Regions from separate parts of the Homo sapiens genome. Here region 2 is linked to region 1. Evidence: chromatin loops called from intact Hi-C (ENCODE). Cell type or tissue: heart left ventricle. All regions are shown on one strand. Each heading gives the region's core, and the rest is flanking DNA. Links, peaks and the distances in the headings are about the cores only.

Region 1 (10,551 bases), core at 1,390-9,389:
GAATAAAATGTGTTTACACTAACAAATGTTGAAAAGTATTTGGGAGGCATTTCTAATGAAGAAAACTACTTCGGCACAACAAAGATTGTTTCCTGTGGTGGTCTTTTAATTATAGTGGAAGGGTGAGGTTGGGCCCAAGGTTTGCGGTCATCACCAGGAGTGAAGGAGTTGACTCTGATGGCAACCTTTCCTTGGGGAAGAATGAACCATAAACAGAAAAAAACAGCATTTGGATCCTTTGGGAATGCAACTTCGTCTTGATATTTAAAGGAATGGGCCCCACGGGTTTAAAAAAGCCTGAGTTCTAACCCTTATTCCATCAGTTTGATAGACAGCTGTTGGCCTTGGGCAAGTTACCATACCTCTCTGAGCCTCAGCTTTCTCAAGTGAAAAATGGGGACTGTATTGAGAAACAAGCTTAATGACACAAACTTCTATGACATAAACCTTGAAATGTTATTTGGGGAAATATTCACTTGGCATGGCCCTAGCAAAATCCTCCCAAATACCTTATCAGTAGCACCCTGGTGTCACCCCAAGTGGGGTGCTCCAAAGTAAGCAAGCCGCTTAGATGTGCATGTTAATTGAGTCCTGCAATGCAGATGTCTTCTTGGATCCAAGTTCATGCAAAAAAGAAGGAAAAGGACATTTGAGAGATTAACACATCCATTATAATCACTGAAATAGGCTGCTGTAATAAGGGCCATTTAATAAAATGTAAGAAGCCCTTTTCTAAGAGGGAAGAGATGGGTCAGGATGGAAGTCAAGTGCAGCTGTTTGAGCATTTGCCAGTGGTCTGATCTCACCAGTAAAACTGGAGTTAAAAAGCAACAAACTTCCAGATTCAGCCGTCTCAGATAAACACTGCCTCCCCCTGGCGTTCCCCCCACCCCATGTCCTTTCCCTTTCTCCCCAGCTCGGGCAGCACCTGAGTCGCTTGGTGCGTTTCCGTGTGGTTGGGATGTCAGCCGGCAGCCCTGGCGACAGGAGCCCTGGGAGGCGGCAGCTACCTCTCGGGTTTAGCATTACGTCATCCCTTCTAGACCCAAATTTATCTCGGCTGCACACAGACCCGCAGCTCTGAGCTGCCGCTGACTTGAGGAGAGCTTACGCATGAACTTAGGCAAGGCTGACTCACTGGGCGAGGGAAAGGTTTTCTGCTGTTCTTCACGTTTCTGGGCTCTGGGGGAAGAGGAGGGGAGGAGGCTGCAGTAGTCATTTTGGGATGGGAGATGGAAAAATGTATAACTGTTAACGGTTCTCATTTAAGAGCTTAGAGTTCACCTCCCGTGTCCCCAGTGTTGATTATTTGAAAACGCCCATCCTTAAAGATAATTGCAGAAAACAGTGCCCTACTCAGTAAACACTTTGCAGTTTCAGGGAAGTTCTCCTAAGTGCAAGGTGTCATCAACACAGTAACTTTGGACTTGTAACTTAACCTCATGGCCCCTTCCTCTCTCCCCATCTCGCCTCCCTGAAGAAAAGATACAACACATCAGCCTCCATTGTTTATGAATCTGCAATAAATCACTTGGAAATTGTCACTAAGTAAACTGTGCTGAGAAAGGACCCTTAAGAATTGAGGGCTTTGCCTGCTTCCTTCAGAAGGCAGATTGTCCCCATCCGTGGCTGTGATCGTTATAGGCCTGGGGTATTCTGGGGGACTTTCTCCATTTTCAAATGACTCCCTTGAGAGAGAGATATACTTTAGGGAGAGGACAGAACAGAGACTATGGGTAGGATTCCAGGTTCTTATGTCAGTAGACTTTGGAAGCCTTGCTTTTCCTGTTTCCCCATCTGCATTTGTAGTGCAAACTAGTTCATCGGAACAAAAGAAAGGCTATGGCTGCCTCTGGGTTCCTCCGGGCTGAGACTGTTGCTGAGGGATGGTTTGTGGGTAGCATTACTTTCCTGTGGATAGAGCCCTAAGCTTTGTGCTGGAGAGGCCCTTATAGCTGATGTCCAAGGAAGGACTCCAGGAGGCAGCCAGCGCAGGGAGAAGGAAGTGGCACTTCAATTGCTTTTAGAAAAGGCTGGAGATTTCTGTACATGAACCAGCCCTTAATACTGCCCACCATGATCATCATCTCTCCCCTTCTTCAATGCAGGTGGCCTTTTGGTGAGTCTCGCTCTACTTTCCATGTCCTCATCTCCCTCTTGGCCATGGCTCTAGAAGAAGGGCTCTAGGTTAGTTCACCTGGAGGTCAACTGTGAAAGGCCATGCATAGGCCCCAGGCCTCTTGCATGTAGCCATCTCTTCCTAACCAGCTATGGTTCTGTGACCTCTGGAATTAAAGCCATCTTGAATTCATGTATATTTTCAGTTTGTACTACTTTTCTTGATTGCTTGTCACACAAGTTTACCTCCTATTGAGAAAAGTAGAGTTGTATTTGTCCTGGCCAGGGACACTTTGGGAGGCTGAGGTGGGCGAGTCACGAGGTCAGGAGTTTGAGACCAGTGTGGCCAACATGGTGAAACCCTGTCTCTACGAAAATCAAAAAATTAGCTGGGCGTGGTGGCAGGCGCCTGTAACCCCAGCTACTTGGGAGGCTGTGTCAGGAGAACCCGGGAGGTGGAGGTTGCAATGAGCCGAGATCGCGCCACTGCACTCCAGCTGGGGTGACAGAGTAAGACTCCGTCTCAAAAAATAAATAAATAAATAAATAAAAAATAAATAAATTCTACCCTCAACTAACAGATGTTCTAAATGAATGGTATTTTCTTTAAAATAATCCAGTCCCACCCCTACCCAACATGGCCCTTGTTGAGGGTGAAGGGAGGTTGTTACCAACACCCAGTGGGAAAGTCCAGATCCAAAATGACCTGGGAAAGTCCAGATCCAAAACGACCTAGTCAAGAGCTAAAAGAACAGTCCCTTTTTGAAAGCCTTTACAAAAAAAAAAAAAAGTTCTTCTGTGGCTTGCGAACACCTCTCATTTTGGGTCTGCTTGCATTTGATGGAACGTCTATTTGGTCTTAAATGTGGTGCCAAGTGTAATATTTAAAAGGACTGGCAGAATTTTGCAGCTTGTGACCTCACTGGAGATTTTGTTCACTTTACCAAAAAAAAAGAAAAGAAAAAAGAAAACAAAAGGTATGAGGGAAAGGTAAGAAAACAAAAGGTATGAGGGAAAGGTATATTAAAATGCAGCATGAAGCCGATAACATTTTTAAGAGGGTAAGATTTCCATCTCAAGATGGTATTTTCTGCAGGAGCCAATGGAATGACCACGGGAGGGGGAAACTCCCCCCTCACCAGGAGCTTCCTGTTATTTTGGATGTGATGTCAAGCAGCAGGTTAATATAATTGGGGTGGAAAAAAGTTATGGGTATGTTTGCACGGTTCCCAGCTTGTTCCTAGAGCATTCAAGTACGATTCTCTTGTTCTTCCTCTCCCTAGATCCCTTGTTCCCAACTGGGGGACAGGGGAGGGATTTTGTGCCCCAGGAGATATTTGGCAATGTCTAGAGGCATTTTTGGTTGTCACACCTGAGGGGTGGTGGTGTGCTACTGGCATCTAGTGGGTAGAGGCCAGGGATGCTCCTAAACATCCTGCAAAGCACGGAACAGAGCTCCTGCTCCAAGGAGGAATTACCCAGATCAAAATGTCAATGATGCTAAAGTTGAGAAACCCTGGTCTAGACTTTGAGGATTTTTTAGGTGGAGGACTTAGAAAGAGAGTGGCCATGAATGAGCAGTCAGTGGCTTTTTTTTTTTTTTTTTTTCTTTGAGACTGAGTCTTGCTCTGTTGCCCAGGCTGGAGGCCGGAGTGCAGTGGCGTGATCTCGGCTCACTGCAACCTCCGCCTCCCGGGTTCAAGCGATTCTCGTGCCTCAGCCTCCCGAGTAGCTTGGATTACAGGCACCCGCCACCATGCCCGGCTAATTTTTGTATTTTTAGTAGAGACAGGGTTTCACCATGTTGGCAAAGCTGGTCTCGAACTCCTGACCTCAGGTGATCCGCCCACCTCAGCCTCCCAAAGTGCTGGGATTACAGGCGTGAGCCACTGTGCCCGGCCAGTGGTAGTCTTTTAATGTGGTCTCCGCTCTCTAACTTCCTTTTTAGCTACAGAGGAGAGCATAAGAGAAAACATCATCATCGCTTCTATTTACTGAGTGCCTAGTATATACTAAGTGCTGGAATTATTATATTTAATCTTTGCAAAAAGCACTACTGAATACACAAACCTCGAGAGCAGGTCTGCGTCCGTTTCTCTCTTACTATGCAAACTAAGTCTAGTACAGTGCCTGGCACATGGCACGCCCTCAACGCCGTGGATATGATCATATCCATTTTATACATAAGGAAAATGAGGCTGGAAGAGTTCACACAGGTCTCAGTGTAAGTAGCAGAGTCAGGATTTGAACCAAACTGTTCCGCACCAGGGAGAATTTTCTGGCGTCTAAAAGCACTAGTGAGGAGAGGAGAAAGTTTTAAAAAGTAAGATTAAAGAAAAAAGTAACTACTTGTCTGTGTGGAAGCTGAGGTGGAAGAAGGGCTTCATGGAAACCCTCTCTGATGAAATCATCCCTCGTTTTTGAACAGCAATTTTGGCTTTTCCAGTTTCTGTGTGCGCTGTTGGTGCAGGTGTGTTACTCTTCTTATTTTGCAGATGAGCAAACTGAGGCACATAAGTTACATGAGAAAGTAGGAGATAGAGGACTGGAACATGATACTTCGAATAAAGAATGTCTCAGCCCCTGGGCAACCGCAGGGAGTCGCTGAGAAACAAGTTTCCCCGGGAGTAGACTCCCAGCTCGCTCAAATCCTTCCCATTCCACATCGTGTCTGGAGGGAGGAAAAAAAAATTCTTCCCTCCCAGAAGCAAAGTCCCGCAACTTCTTAGTCTTCCCTAGAGACAGGAAAGGAAACCCAGCGGGACTACACCTTCCGACGACCTTTGCGAATCTTGCGGAACGCAGGCGCCCTGAAACGGCGTGTGCACTACGATTCCCGGCAGCCGCGGGCGGGTGCGGGACTACATTTCCCAGGGGGCAGAGGCAGGGGCGGGAGGGGGCGGGCCCCGGCGCTGCTCCCGCCCCTCCCCCGTGCTCGCGGGGAGAGGTAAACAAACCACGCGCGGGCTGCCCGCGGCACGGCGGGCGCGGCTGGCGCGGCTGGGGCGGCAGGGGCGGCGGAGAGCGCGCCGAGCCGCGGCCGAGCTGGCCCGCCCGCCCGTCGCACATGTTCCGGAACGGCGCCCGGCCGTAGCCGCCTGCGGCGCCTCCTGTCGGCCCGAGAAGGGAGTGCGGAGAGGCGCCGGTCGCCACCCGCGGTGCCCATGGAGCGGGTGAAGATGATCAACGTGCAGCGTCTGCTGGAGGCTGCCGAGTTTTTGGAGCGCCGGGAGCGAGGTAATGGCTGGGCGCCGCTGCGTGAGCCCGAGCGCTACTAATCTTTTTCGGCAGTGCGGTGCGGCCGGTAAGGGAGGGCACGCGTGTGAGGTGCGCGCATGAGGTGAGGTGTGCGCGCATGTGAGGGGAGGGGTGTGCGCGCGTGAGGGTAGAGGAGCGCGCGTGTGTGGGGAGGGGCGTGTGGGGAGGGGAGCGCGCGTGAGGGGAGGGGCGTGTGAGGGAGGGGTGCGCACGCGTGAGGGGAGCGCGCGTGTGAGGGGAGGGGCGTGTGAGGGAGGGGTGCGCGCGTGTGAGGGGAGGGGCGTGTGAGGGAGGGGACGCGCGTGTGAGGAGGGGCGTGTGGGTAGGGGAGCAGGCGTGTAAGGGGGGCGTGTGAGGAGCGCGCGCGTGAGGGGAGGGGCGAGTGAAGGAGGGGAGCGCGCTTGTGATGGGAGGGGCATGTGGGGAAGGGAGCGCGCGTGTGGGAGGGGCGCACGCGTGAGGGGAGGGGCGTATGAGGGAAGGGGAGCGCGCGTGAGGGGAGGGGCGTGCACATGTGAGGGGAGGAGTGTGTGAGGGGAGGGGAGCATGTGAGGGGAGGGGAGCTCGCCTGTGAGGGAGGGGTGCGCGCGTGTGAGGGAGGGGTGCGCGCGTGTGAGGGGAGGGGCGTGTGAGGGGAGGGGAGCGCGCGCGTGAGGGGAGGGGCGCGCGGGTGTGAGGGGAGGGGCGCGCGCGTGTGTGTGAGGGGAGGGGTGAGCGCATGTGAGGGGAGGGGTGCGAGCATGTGAGGGGAGGGGCGTACGCGTGTGGGGAGGGGCGTGTGAGGGGAGGGCCATGCGTGTGTGTGAGGGCAGGGGTGCGCACGTTAGGGGAGGGGCGTGTGAGGAGAGGGGCACGCGCGTGTGTGGGGAGGGTCGCGCGTGTGCGGGGAGGGTCGCGCGTGTGTGAGGGGTGCGCGCGTGGGAGGGATGGTGCGCGGGGGGGAGGGGCGTGTGCGGGAAGGGCGTGCGCGTGTGGGAGGGGCGTGCGCGTGTGGGAGGGGCGGGTGCGGGGAGGGGCGCGCGTGCGTGGGGAGGTGTGTGTGCTGAGATCGTGAGTGGAGGCGTGTGTGAGAGGTCGCGCAGGTGCTGGGGGAGGTGCGAGGGTGCGCACGGAGGGTGGGGCTGTGGGTGTGCGGCGAGCGGGAAGGAGACGGGTGGAGGGAAGTTGGAGAGAGGGCGGTCTGGGGCTGGAGAGAGGGTGACCGTGGAGAAGCTTGGAGGGCCCCGGAGCGGGAGAGGGTGCTGGGAGATAAGAGGAAGGAGGAACACGGATGCTGGGGGGGGTCAGGGGAAGGGACGAGGCCGGGAGAACACTGAGCGGGGGAAAACCGGTGGAGAGGGGCCTTTGAATACCTGCGGGGTGATGAGATGGGGTCCCTTTAGCGGTGGCAGCCCAAGGGGCTGTAGAGATGGCGCAGAAAGACCAGGAACTCGGAGACTGTGGTGTCGAGAGAGAAAATGTCTTTCTAAGACTTGTTCGAAGTACACAAAAATATTGGGCTTAAAGAGACTCTTTAGAACAGAGAGAGTTGAAAGTAAAGGGGAATTTTTGAGGCAAGCGAAGTCAATGAGGTGAATGGTAACTGGTCACAAAATTTTTGTTCTAAAGCATCTGAAATCTCAAGTTCTTGGGAGAGAAGGATTTTGGAAAGGGGGGATAAACTCTTTGGTTTAGAGGAGGTATCAAAACACCTTCCAGCTGGTGGGGTGTCACAGGATTGATGTCCAGGCGAGGGACATTAATTTTCTAACCAAAAAGAGTGGAAACATTTTACCTCTTTTCCTGCTTTCAAAAACCTGTTACTGCAAAGACCTCGGATTTGTGGGTCAATGGATTTGGGTACTATATTCTTCTTACCGTATCTTTTTTTCTTGCTTTCTTCAGAGTGTGAACATGGCTACGCCTCTTCATTCCCGTCCATGCCGAGCCCCCGACTGCAGCATTCAAAGCCCCCACGGAGGTTGAGCCGGGCACAGAAACACAGCAGCGGGAGCAGCAACACCAGCACTGCCAACAGGTAGCAAGCTGGGAACGCTTAGAAGAGGGAACTGGAGGGAAGGAGCACATTTCTCCTGTAATCCCAAGTCTGAAGGAGCAGCACTTGATGGGTTCCTTTACCACTACCCTGGGGATTTGGCCCTTTTAAAATAATGAAGTCTAGAAATCATAACCTGGTTTTGCATGGAAGGAAAGGAATATAATCTGGAAAGACAACCAAAGAAGTTCTTGCTGGGATTATTAAGATGGCTATGCCAAGTTGAGAGACTTGGCAGCATGTGTCCATGCATGCAGCCACCTGCTAAAAGTAATCGTGGGCTGGCTTTCAATATTCTGGCCAAGTTTTGGACAGTCCAAGAAGATTAAAAAAAAAATCAGAAATAGGTCTGGCAGGGTATAAAGCAGAATCAAGGGTTTGTTAAAGGAATAAAAATATTTAGGTAGAATTGGTAGTGAGCGGATGTGGTTATTTGTTTAAGGAGAAAAGGGAAGACCATGCTGTGAAAGTTTTGCCTCTTTAAATGATGAGATCGGATTGGTTGGTGGGCTCTTAAAGCAAAAAGGAAAAAAAAATCTGTTTATCTTTCAAGCAGAATAGATCTTTAAAAATATACTTGTCTAGATGTACTTGGAAAGGCTGGGCCTAGTGGCTTACGCCTGTAATTCCAGCACTTTGGGAGGCTGAGGTGGGAGGATTGCTTGAGCTTAGGAGTTCAAGACCAACCTGGATGACATAGTGAAACTTTGTGTCAAAAAGAGAAAAAAATAGATGTACTAAGATGTAGCTGACTTCCATTTTTGAAAACTTTTGAGTAGTATGTGGCTATCTCTTCGGTGTTTTTATTCTAGGGAGCCAGTGAATTCCTAGGATTCATCTCATAGGAAGTTTTCAAAAGGCCTTTCTTAACAGAAGATTAACAGATGGCTGCCTTTTCCATTGATAAGGGGAATTAAATGAGACCTTTATTTCTGTTTCCCAGAGCTTTGTCTAGAGAATATAATAAACATTCATTTTGAGGAGGACAGAGCAATCCCTGGGTAACCAAATTTCCCTGAAGGCTTTGGGGAGCTTCAGTCAGGTGGTTGGTTAGTCATTTGGGACAGCAGATTGGGTCAGAATGGGGCTCTTGATTCAGAAAGCCTGAGGCTTCTACAGATAATAATTGGAACTCATGAGGTTGGATCATCCCACTCTGTATTTCAGACATCACCGAGGAAAAACTAGGATTCACTTTTCTCCTTTGACTTCTCTATAGAGCTGCACGTTTCCTTTTTTAGCTTCTTTTCATTAAGACTACTATATAGTTTTTAAACTTAATTTCTTAAGTTATAAAAATAATTAACCATAAGCTTGATGTACTATCTGTGTTGTGTGTGGGTCTAGAGATTTTGTTGTAGTATGGTGTATTTGAGATGAAAATATGTAGTATGATATACAGCATTTTAAAAAATGTACATTTGCTTGCCCTTACGGTTTCAGTGTTTAAGCTATCAAGAATTAAGACCTATTCAGGAATTTATGTGTCTTTCAATCCACATAGATTAAAAAACTTTTTTTTTTCAACTTGGAGACATAGGAAGAGTACACATAGGAAACTAGACCTGGGTTCTGTCGTGCTGCAAGTATTTAAGCCTTTCCTATTTTCTAGAAATTAGGTATATAATTTCAGTACATTTCCCATCCCTTACTGTATTCATCTGTAAAATAAGATGCATTAGAGTCTCACCAAGGTCCCTCCTTCTCCTGAACTTCTATGACTCTGATTTATTGACAGTTTTAGAGATTGGTTACTATATTAGTAATTTAGTATGTCTCCCATCATTGCAGATGTGACATTTTTAGGAACTCAAGGATTATAGAGGCATAAATAAGATGCACATTCCTAAGTTTTATCAATTATGTTACCGGTCATTAATAAGAAACTCTTAGTCATCTGTTGACTTACGCTTTGCTCAGCTTGGGGTTTGGGCTAAGTGATGTTTCTCTTTCATGCTAGTGTCTCTGTTAGGATTCTAATATTATGTGTGGGACCACAGTGCTAATTACTGTGTTTTAGCATAGCATGTCGGAAAATTTGTAAAACTGCAAGCATGCCATATTGTTCTGATAGTGCCCAAAGGAGAATATGTGTACATTAGACCACCTAAAACAGGAGAAGATACTTTTTTTATGGGAATATAAGTAGCAAGAAAGAGAGAGAGAGAGAAAAATATATTTTAGAATATATTATCTCAAGATCCACCAATGTGTGGGTTTTGGGCTGGGGCTTATGAGAGAGAACTAGTATGTTAAAATGAAACACTAGAAATTATTTCTCCTTTGCCACTTATTTAAAATGCCTGCTTCATGGAAGTAAGGAGAGCTGAGGTAGAAATTCCAATACTGGGGTATTTGGACAATAGTGTTGGTCCATTTGAAAGAGGACACTGTAGGCTTCTTCTTAATTTTAAGTTTACTATTGGATTTTAATGAGATTTTATTATGCTGGTTACATAAAGCAGAAAGTTAGAAGACTTACAGAAATTTCCATGTATTTATCATCTGAAACAAGGAAAGGAATGGACTTCATAAGTATATATGTCTTATTTTTTCCTGATCAAAAAGCTACTAGTGTGGAAGTAGCTGTTATTTTATTACTATACATCTTGAACACTGATGTATGTTATAAAATGACATTTGTTTCTCTGACATCGTAGCATCTTTAAGATATAATGGTGATTGACTATTTTACCCCTGATATTCTCAGGTATTATATGATATGCCTGATAAAATGTTACTTTAGGCAGGGTGCAGTGGCTCACGCCTGTAATTCCAGCACTTTGGGAGGCTGAGGTAGGTGGATTGCCTGAGGTCAGGAGTTCGAGACCAGCCTGGCCAACATGATGAAACCCTGTCTCTACTAAAAATACAGAAATTAGCCAGGTGTGGTAGTGTGTGCCTGTAATCTCTGCTACTTGGGAGGCTGAGACAGGATAATTGCTGGAACTTGGGAGGCGGAGGTTGCAGTGAGCTGAGATTGCATCACTGCATTCCAGCCTGGGCAACAGAGTGATAATCCACCCCCCCCCCCTCAAAAAAGTAACTTTATAAATTTATGCTGAAAGTAGTTAACTCCTAATATTATAAATTCCTATTCCCCTTTCCCCCATTCCTTAAAATCTTATTTTCAAAGAAGT
Region 2 (10,551 bases), core at 1,625-9,624, 330 kb before region 1:
GAGAAGGCCGCTGCCCCATAACCAGCCTCTGAATAGAGGGCTAAGCACAAGTCTTGGCAGCAAAGAGATCTTTCCGAAGATTTTAAGAGAGGCACACAGGCACCTGTCCGGTTGTCTTTATTTATTTATTTACTTCTGAAGACAGAGTCTCACTCTGTTATGCAGGCTAGAGTGCGGTGGCACCATCTCAGCTCACTGCAACCTCCACCACCTGGATTCAAGCAATTCTCCTGCCTCAGCCTCCCAAGTAGCTGGGATTACAGGCTCAAAATTACCATGCCCAGTTAATTCTGTATTTTTAGTAAAGACGGGGTTTCACCATGTTAGCCAGGTTGGTCTTGAACTCCTGGCCTCAAGTGATCCTCCCACCTCAGCCTCCCAAAGTGCTGGCCATCCTGTTGCCTTTAACATGAGCCTCTGGGTTCCCCAACTCCCAGGATGAGACAGCCCTTTCTGTTTCTAAGACGCTAGTCATAGGACACTATATCAGCCTCCAGAATAGAACTAAAATTACTTCTATAGTCCAGTTTTCCTTTAATCTAAGCCAACACCTTCCATATCTAGCCAGTTATCTTTGAAATGTATACTTTTTTTAACCAATGAGGTTTTGGCCAAACAATTAACATCTTGATAAAATATACATATATTTAGAGTAAAAGTTCACATATTCTAAAACAGTAGAAACTTATCTTTACTATTTTCTCTACTGACTACTGATACAACCACATAACCATAGAAGGGAAGTGCAAAGGTTTATAAAGAAAGAAGCTCATGAATTCCAATTCTAAAAAACTGCCTAGAAGCTGACATTGAGTTTCATTCTGCTATTTGATTCTTTCCTATTTTTTTTCAAACCACTAAACAAGCCACTTATTAATACAGTTTCTCCTAATGCCCTAGTACACTACATAATATAACTTTCACAGGATGAAGTCATGTCATTTCCTAGCAGACAGATCTTCGGCAAAACCCCAGGGATGAATCACTCACTGGCCAACCAAACCCACCAGAATCTCCCTACACAGAAGACTCGACTGAGGAAACTAGGAAGGAGCCTGGAGGAGAGGAGGACTCACTCCCTCTGCCACCCCCTTGCTGCCACATACCTACATTAAGGAACAGGCAGGCAGTGTTTGCGCCTCTGACCCCCAAAATGCTAACAGACTTAAGAGCTGGAATCCGTGGGCCCCAAAGAGAGATGCCTGCTCCCCAGGGGGACACAATGATCTACTGGGTGCAAGAAGAAAGTAACAGAGCTTCTATTTGTATTTATTTTTTATAAAGAAATTACAAAGTTAGTTTTTGATATTTGGAATATAGAGGAACACTAGCACATATAAATAACAAATAAACAAACATACATACATGTTGCGGGTGCTTGACTCCCATTAACAGAAGCACACAAACAAAAAAATTTAAAGGCCACTAGCTTGTCCATTTATAACAGCCAGCTTCAAATGCCTGCCTTTGTGTGTGTGTGTGTGTGTGTGTGTGTGTGTGTGTGTGTGTGTGAGAGAGAGAGAGAGAGAGAGAGAGAGAGAGAAAGGGAAAGAGAAATCAACTGCAGCAACAGGCAACAATCTGTAGCTTTGGTGTTTTTATATTTATGAAATGATTTTTGAGAAATAGAAACTTAATCCAATGCCAAGACAAAAATGTTCCTTGTTCCTCCCTAAGACAAAGAACACATGTGTGTGTATGTGGAGGGTGTGTGGCATACACCTGAGTGCACACACCCCTCAGTCAGCTGGCTGCCTGGATCTCAAGGTCATGGTCTAGTCCTCTGTTTCCTGCTGTGAGTCTGAGGACTATTTTCTTTCCTCATTATTTCCTACAACAAACAAGAAGCATCAGGTATTTTGTTTCATCTTCTCTTTCTCACTTGGCCCTTCCTTATCTTCTGTTCTCCAAGTTCAAAATTCAGGAAGCAAAGACTTTGTACAGTCCCTAAAACCGTGTTTCTAAAGACTATTTTAATGACAGGAAAGTACACACGGCAGAAAATTAAATGAAAACACAGAGTATATACACACATTATTCAATAAACATTGATCTATATGCTTTCCACATAGTAATGCTTTAATTCTCACCACTTTATATGTTACTTACTGTGATTAACCCATTTTACAGATGAGGAAACTAAAGCACTCAAGTGAAGCGACTAGCCCAAGCAAGTTCCAGACCTGTTCGCTTGTCCTGAATGCTGCTCTTCTCCAGAGCTAAGCTTCCAGAAGCAAATCCAAGATCCTCAGAGAGAGCCTCAGGGGAAAGCTTTCTGGCTTCTGTTGCCAATGACTCCTTGCCTTTATCTCACTCTGAATCATGAGGCAGCAAATAGTAGAAGGCCCCCAGTACAGGAGTGAAATGCACAGCAATGTGATCTGCAGCAAATCAACTGTCCTCTCTAGCCCTCAGTTTCCCCTCAGTAAAATAAGTATCCTGAACCAGCGTCCTCCAAAATTGAATGCACATTGGTACGTATGTATAGGCATGCCATTTTTTTTTTTCTCAGTTTTCCTTGGATTCTCAAAAGGGTCCATGACTGCATAAAAGGATTAAGATCCAGGAGTCCTGAGGACCTCTAGGATCCCTGCCCAGATCAGGCCAACTAAGTTTGGGCTAGCCATGCCTGTACCCACCCATCTTCATAAGTGTCCAGTTGCTGTCCATTTGCTTGGCAGCCTGGAGAAAGTAGCGCCCGTCAGTCCACATGGCTGCATGCTCTTCTGTGATGATGGCTGTGCCTGAAGCAGGGGAGAAAAAAAAAAGAAGAAGAAAGGTTTCTAACAACTGCTCAGAAGCTGCACAAAATGACAGTAGACAGGCAAGAGCAGTAAGAGGCATCAGCTCCTAGTGGGGCAGATGGGTCCTTGACTCCAAAGAAACCTCTGGGCAAGAGAAGACCACACTACTGAAAACAAGCTGTGTGTCAAGCTCTGAAAGAACAGTCCTGAGACCCAAGCTACCTGGCACTGGTCCCTGCACAAAAAGGACTCCACTTGCACAGTATGAGTCAAGAACAGAGAATGGAGAACTGTAGACCTATGGCCAAAGTGGTCTCGTATAATCAACAAGACACAGGGAGGGATGGTTCCTGCTCAGCAATTACAGCCACTCCTCTGCTCCACCAGACACCCCAGGGGAGCTGTTTCACCTTTCCTGGAGAAAGACCAAGTGGGCCCTATGAGTGTTCCTGCTGTGGTCACTAGCAGGAAGCTTATGCCTCCTACCTTTATCTGCCCTCCGTTCCCACAGGCCTGGCAGAACTTGGGGTTTTGGCAGAGGTGTCAGCCAAAGCCAATCCTAATGCGCCAACCAACACAAGCACTTACGCCAAAGGAAGCAGCATGCTAACCATGAGGGGAGGGGAGCTCCCACCTTGTCCAGCTTGCTTTAGAGAACAAACCTGAAGTGGGGAGTCCACCCTAAAACTCAAAGGCATAATGGTTTTGAGGAACACCAATGCAGCTTAGAGTTAACCTTTGTTATTTAAGCCAAGAGTGAAAACAGAAACCAAAAGCCAAGCACTTGGGAGAATTATCTGGGACCAATAAGCTAAGAGAGGAGGTTCTGAAACTATATTAAAGTCTCATTTCTTATTTGGGGTGCTAGTAACACAGGTATATTCAGTTTAATTGATAGAACTTTTATATGTATGTTATATTCAATAAAAAGTTCAAAAACTTTTTAAAAATAAAAATTGTTAAAACTTTGAAGCAAAGATACAGAGAGGAATAAAAAGGGTTACTGAAAGGTGACCTTGGGGAGCAGGGAAAGACTGGGAACCCACACCTTTCTGCAGAGAGTCAATGTGGAGCATCTGGTTTGCATTTTCTTTTTGCTTCTATATCACAGGCTGAAACTCGGTTCAGTTATTTTTAGGAGGCGAACAAAGGTGCAGCAAGAACAGAGAAAAAGTAGTGACTCACCCGCAGAGCCATCGAATCCAGAGACAAAAGCCCGCCGACAGTCACATGGAGCAATATACTCACTCTGGAAAACAAAGATGACAACAAAGTGGGCCTCGATCAGTCATGAGCAGACTGTTCTGCCTGCTTAGCCTTGTGCTAGGCTCAGCGGGGACTATGAAGACTGGGGAATCCTTGGCCCCCGCCCTCAAGAAGCCAACAGTCTAGCTGAAAACAACAGATTAGCACACACTGCAGAAGATTGAATTAATTAAGGGCAGAGAGAGCTGTTCCCTTTAGCCTCTATTTCCTCATTAGGAGAACCAAAGCACATCAGGAGAAACAGATAAAAACTGCTCTTTCTTCACTGAGATCTTACTCAAAAATCAAACCAATAATAGCCTTCTCCCCTCCTTGCCACTGACATTTAGGCATCTGTTATTTTTCTGAAAAGTAAGGCTGAATTTCTGTGTTAAGCACCAACAATTCCCTAACTTAAGTTTCTGTAGATACTGACTTGTTTCCAAACTTCCTGTTTGGGTCCTCCTCTGAGGTAGCATCACCAATCTCTCCCATGCAGACCCTGTCCCTTCCTGCTACAGAGTGAGCGGAAACGCTTCATCCAATCCAGGAGGCTTCAGCAAAATAAAATGTCATGTCCAAAACCAAGGTCTTCTCAGCTGATAATCCCCTTGCCTCTGTATGGAAGGGGTTAGGGAGTGAAGAAAGTAAGAAATTCTTACGCGTGGGCAAAGGGTACAAGTCAAAGTGTGCAACTTCTGGTAATAGCCAGTGAGGCACAGAGAGTTTAAGTAACTTGCCCCAAATCACACAGCTAATTAAGTAGCAGAGGCAGGATTTGAACCTAAGCAGTCAACTCCAGAGTCTGGACTCTGAAGCCCTATGCCAGGCTGCCAATGCATGACACTTTATCTCTCGCCCTCATCACTCTCTAGGATAAGACCAATAGCAAATGAGAAAACTGAGGTTCAAAGAGAGAATCTTTAAGTAAGCTGCCCACTTACAAGTTAATAGTAGGTCAGGATCCAAAGCCAGGCCTGCCTGAGTACAGAGCTGCTGCTCCTTCTGCAGTTACCAGGATTCTCCCAAGCCAAAGGACCTGGCAAGGTTAAGAAAGTTTAGGGTGGGGAATGGGGCTGCTGGCCAGACCCAAGGCATTTTTAGGACAGTCAACATGATGTAGGGGGAAAAGGCCCTCATGTTCCTTTCCTGCTATATGGTTAAGAACTACCCCTTTCAGCCAGGCACAGTGGCTCATGCCTGTAATCCTAGCACTTTGGGCGGCTGAGGTGGGAGGACTGCTTGAGCCCAGGAACTCGAGACCAGCCTGGGAGCATGGTGAAACCTCATGTCTACAAAAAATACAATAATTAGCCAGGCATGGTGGCACGTGCCTGTAGTCCCAGCTATTTAGGAGGCTGAGGTGGGAGGATAATCTGAGCCCGGGAGGTTGAGGCTGCACAGTGAGGCATGATTGTGCCACTGTATTCCAGCCTAGGCAACAGAGTGAGACCTTGTCTCAAAAAATTAAAACAAAAATTAAAAAAAAAAAAAAAAAGGACTGCCTCTTTCACCAAGGCACCGGCAATCACAGCCTCAAACCAGCCTCCAGGGAGATACTAGAAGGGCCAGCATAGAGAACCACAATGGCAGGATAAAGCAGCTCTGGGCCACCTGCCCACTAGCCCAGGCCCAGCTGCATAGTCTGCAACAAGTCCTGGCAGCTCTCTCAGCCTCATTTCCTCATCTCTAAGACAGGTCATTTCAGATTGCTAAATGCAACAGCAAGCACGTTTTATTCCTAAAGCATAAAGAACATTCGGTCAACAGCACTAAGGAAATAGAAAGAAATGGCCACCAGCATCGTTTAGGAACTGCAGAATCCTCACTTGTTTATTAACCGAGTAATTACTGTGTGCAAGACTTTTTATTAAAAAGTAACAACGGGGGGAAGGGTGGCCCACACATCTCCTAGGACTCTTGTGAGAAACAGTAAGTTAATGTCTTTCAAAACTCACCAGAAACTTGAAAGTGCTGCACATATGCAATGGAAGAGATATTATTAATCTCTTCTTCCTAAACAGTGAGAAGACATCTAAGGGGCTGGGAAAACTAAGTTAAAAATAACTCTTGTGCTAAAAATCACTGCGCACAATGGGGAATACACAGTGAGGGCACTCTCCACCAACATGACGCCACAGGCTTGGGGCTCTTCCACCCGTGACACAGGGTGAAGATACTGGCAAAGACTGGCAGAGAATGCAGTGCAGGTCTGAGCCCGGCTGGACTCTTCCATTCAGGGACATAGTACTCTAGGGATGCCCCACCCCTTTCTGGGCAAGCTTGGGAGAGATGGAAGATCCGCAGGGTTTACCTAGACTTCTCCATCAGCAAAGGCAAGGAAAGAGTTCCTCCAAAGGGAGGTGGAATTAACAGCAAATGGACATGTTTAGTTTGGGATGGAGACAAGGTCTGGGGTAAGAATGTCCAGACATGACCTAAGTGGTCAACATTCCAGAAAGACATTGCTAAGCAAGGCTGGCCACAGCCTCACCTCCACACTGACAGGCTATGCAGAAGCCAGACAAGCACTGGGCCCAGGGCTGTCACTCTCCTTCTCCCAGGCATGAAGCTGGCAACGCCCAGGGGCGGTCTCCTTAGAACACAGCATAGGGCCTAAAATAAACCAAAGCTGTAGCATGCTAGGAAAAAGGCACAAAGAAGCACAGCTGCTGGCTTTTTCTCAAAACCACCCACTTCTCTCCATTTCTAATAGCAGCACTCAGTCCAAGCCTCCATCATCTCTACCTGGACTACCGCCCCTACAATCCACTCTGCACATACACTCAGAGTGAGCTTTTCCAAATATCTAAGATCATGTTAGCAACCTCCTTAAAACCCTCCAATGGCTTCCTATTATATTTAAGATAAAATCCAAACTCTGGCCCAGTCAAGGTACCAGCTGATCTGACTTTGCCAGTCCTCTTGCAGCTCTGCTCCCATTCACCATGCTCCAGACACACCCACCTCCTTTCTGCTCTTTGCATATCCTGAGCTCATTCCTGCCTCAAGGCCTTGGCACATGTGCTTCCTTGTGCCTATAAAAGTATTTCTGATCATGGTATGGCTAGGTCCTTCTCATCATTACATTTGAGATCAAATATCACCTCTACAGAGAGGCCTACCTGTACTACCCAGCTATAATAGCCACCTGGCCACTTTTAAGTCTCTGTATAGCACACACATACTCTAGATATTTGTCTTTTTTTTTTTTTTTTTCTTTTGGAGACAGGATCGCCTTCTGTTACCCTAGCTAGAGTGTGGTGACACAATTATGGCTCATTGTATCCTTGACCTGTCAGGTTCAAGCAATCCTCCCACCTCAATCTTCTCAATAGCTGGGACTACAGCAGGCACACACCTTTTTTTTTTTTTTTTTTGTAGAAACGGGGTTTTACCACGTTGCCAGGCTGGCCTTGAACTTCTGGGCTCAAGTGATCAGCCTGCCTCAGCCTCCCAAAGTGCTAGGATTACAGGCAAGAGCCACCATGCTGGGCAATGTTTCTCTTCTTAATGAACTTTTTATATGTTTATTGTCTTGTTCCTCAACCCCCATCTTAACCCCAAGCATATAAGTTCCATGAGATCAGGGTATCTGTCCTGTCCCTGCACTCAGCACAGGTGACTAGATCCTCAACCCACATTTGTATTATAAATGAACAAGCAGAAAGAGACATGAAGCTTTTCCCTACATCCAGTTAAAACCTCAACCATATCTACGAAGATGGACGAAGGGACCATGAGCCAAGGAATGCAGGTGGCCTCCAGAAACTGGAAAAGGCAAGGAAATGGACTCTCCCTGGAGCCTGCAGAAGTAACATAGCCCTGCTGACCCATTTTAGACTTCAGACTTCCAGAACCATAAGAGAATAAATTTGTTTTAAGTCACTGTGGTAATTTGTTATAGCAGTGATAGGAAACTAATACATTATCTAATGGGGAAAAGATCGTAAGGGATTATAAATGGGGTTTCAAATTCAAATACCTCAGGGTACAGGACAAAGGATATCTTTTCTAAAGACAGCAGCTCCTACTCAGCTCTGATTTCTGAAATGCAGGCCACATGTTGCTAACCTTCAATATTTCAGAAGAAGCCAGAAATATGGGTTCATGAGAAATTACCCAATTTTTAAATGTTGGCATCTAATTCCAACAATATAAACAATACATAGCCAAATAAAGCATCTGTAAACTACAAAAAAAAAAAAAGCTAGTCATCTCTCAAAAATCTGGTTCAAGTGCTCCCTTTTCCATGAAGCTTCCTGACCCACTTCAGCTTTCAGAGGCTCCCACATTTCTGAATTTTACAGGACCATCCATGTTGGCACTTATCCATACCCTACCTTGGATAATGCTGACAAATAATGTTAGCTAAGATTATTTAGTCTGTATTGTTTATTATTGTCTCAACACCTACTAGTCAATAACTGTATTCATTTCCTCTCATTCTAATCCTCACAGCAGCCCTGGAAGGTATCATCCCTCGCTAATCTACAGATGAAAAAAATGAAGCTTAGAGAAATAACTAACTTCCCCAAGGTAACACCACAGTAAATGGCAGAACCAAGATCTGAACTCAGGTCTGACTTTTTTTTTTTTTAAGATGGGGTCTTGCTTTGTCGCCTGGGCTGGAGTGCAGTGGCGCAATCTAGGCTCACTACAACCTCCACCTCCCAGGTTCACGCGATTCTCATGCCTCAGTCTCCCAAGTAGCTGGGATTACAGGCGCCCACCACCACACCCAGCTAATTTTGGTATTTTTAGTAGAGACAGGGTTTTGCCATGTTGGTCAGGCTGGTCTCGAACTCCTGACCTCAAGTGATCCGCCTGCCTCGACCTCCCAAAGTGCTGGGATTATGGACATGAGCCACTGCACCCAGCCTCAGGTCTGACTTTCGAAAGCCCATACCCTTGCAAGCTGCCAAGCAACCTCTTCTACTTTTGTACAGAAGTTGTACACATCTAGTCTCACAATTGGATTATAAATTCTGAGGGAACAAGGAATACGAGGTGTATGCTGCACTTACCTCTACTTTCATCAGCCACAGAATAGACATCTCCTACAACCAGCAGTTAGAACTCTGTTCAAGCCTGGTTCCCCACTTACTAGCTGGGTGAACCTGGGGCTCAACTTCCTCATCTGTAAAATGGGGATGAACATAATGCCCACCTTGAAGGGTTGAGGTGTGACATAAAGCAATTAGCGCATGCCGAACATCTGATGAACTGCAGCACTTATTGCTATGAACTGCACCGAGCTTGACTCTATAGCAAACATAAGAAACTATCTTCTCGAAGTGGACAATCGGCAATAGTAGACAGATATTCCATGAAATATTAACACTAATAAACAGCCATATAAACGATGCTGAACATGCAGTGTGGTATTTGCTATAGTTTAAAGGATGCTCAGATGTGCCTTAGATCCATCAGACCAAGCTCAGAGGTTTGACTGGGCCACCAAGGATAGGCGAAGAGAGCAGGAAAACAGTCCAGAGGGAAAGGTGTGACAAGGCCCAGAAGCAAGAGGCAAGAGGCCTGTCATGAGGCGACACCCAATTAGCCTAATGGCAGGGGCAAGAAGTTCAAGGGAGCAGCTGCAGAGATTTCTGTAAAGGCCGTCTGAAGACAAATAGTCAAAGACCTCAAACACCAGACTAAGAGGCTTGAACTTTATCCTGCAAGTTCTAGAGAGACACTAAAAGTTGAAGAGAGGGTGGTGACATGACCAGAGCTGGGTTTTAAGAAGAGGGATCAACATGGCTGGTCACATGCCGATGGAACTTGCCAAGTAAAGCTGACAGCTGACTGCCAAGATAAGCATGACTAAAGTTACTAGAGTCCACATTAGCGTGACATCTTTCCCCTTCCCTGACCCTCTTCTCCCATCAGCCATGAGCTTGGCACTGTGCCTCAAATATACAAGGTTCTCAAGAAAATTGAAACTGAATGAATAAATGGCCATCGGTCCACAGGAAGTACCAAAAGTTAGACTGTGAATGGAGATGTGGACTCCTTGTTTCCAAATATAAGTTATTGGCATTTTTTTCTCTCCTAAATGAAACCAAGTCAGGGTATGTGGGAAAAACTGACAGTTGTCCAAAGATTTGTGCTCCTTCCTTAGTGTAGAAGAGTCACTGGAAAGTAGCTGCCCAGCCAGGCCTTCATTCCCATGCCTCATTACATTGAGGTGAGGTCACATGACTTATTCTTACCAATGAAATGTGGGTGAGAGGTGATACCTGGGTCGGGGCTCTAACAAATGAGTGTGCCCTGTCCATACTCTGTCCCCTTCCACCAGCTAAAATGGTGGTACTATGGGATGGAAGAGCCTAGATCCCTGAATCACTTTCCCTCAAGGTAGAGGGAAGTCCCCCACCAACCAGGAACACCCACTCTATACTGCTACATGAAATAAGAAATAAGGCTTTACAATACCAGGCCACTGAAACTTCGAGATGTGTTACCACAGCTAGCATTATTCTAACACAACAGATAAAATCACTGTGGGATAAAAATCATTAACCCCACCCCAAGAGAAAGCCTGTTTATGAAATACAAA

The links. Hi-C counts contacts between places; a loop is a spot of excess contacts. Peaks named below come from ENCODE experiments on the same cell type or tissue, not always from the same donor. Only the 100,000 strongest peaks of a DNase experiment are listed, where the experiment ranks them.
Region 2: it touches region 1 in a loop (3.0-fold over the local background); 38 of 110 quality-filtered maps call a loop at or near these places.

Annotation. Positions count from the first base shown.
Region 1 is chr10:110,220,929-110,231,479 of GRCh38, forward strand. It overlaps MXI1 (MAX interactor 1, dimerization protein), which reads left to right. Exons shown (of 6, transcript NM_130439.3): 2 at 7,261-7,393. It overlaps LOC105378480 (a long non-coding RNA gene), which reads right to left and starts at 999. Exons shown (of 2, transcript XR_946315.4): 1 at 929-999; 2 at 1-606. RefSeq lists enhancers at 4,817-4,876, 5,477-5,546 and silencers at 4,987-5,146, 6,447-6,516. In heart left ventricle, for the core only: a CTCF peak has its summit at 5,264 (motif pointing left); DNase peaks (open chromatin) are centred at 4,973, 5,333, 5,803 and 6,403; H3K4me3 peaks cover 3,266 bases; H3K27ac peaks cover 3,343 bases.
Region 2 is chr10:109,889,083-109,899,633 of GRCh38, forward strand. It overlaps XPNPEP1 (X-prolyl aminopeptidase 1), which reads right to left. Exons shown (of 21, transcript NM_020383.4): 4 at 3,930-3,993; 5 at 2,640-2,744. Among named protein-coding and RNA genes, the nearest start is that of XPNPEP1, 29 kb to the right of the region's middle. RefSeq lists an enhancer at 3,047-3,106. In heart left ventricle, for the core only: no CTCF peak of the experiment used is centred there; DNase peaks (open chromatin) are centred at 5,599, 6,169 and 6,539; H3K4me3 peaks cover 385 bases; H3K27ac peaks cover 6,337 bases.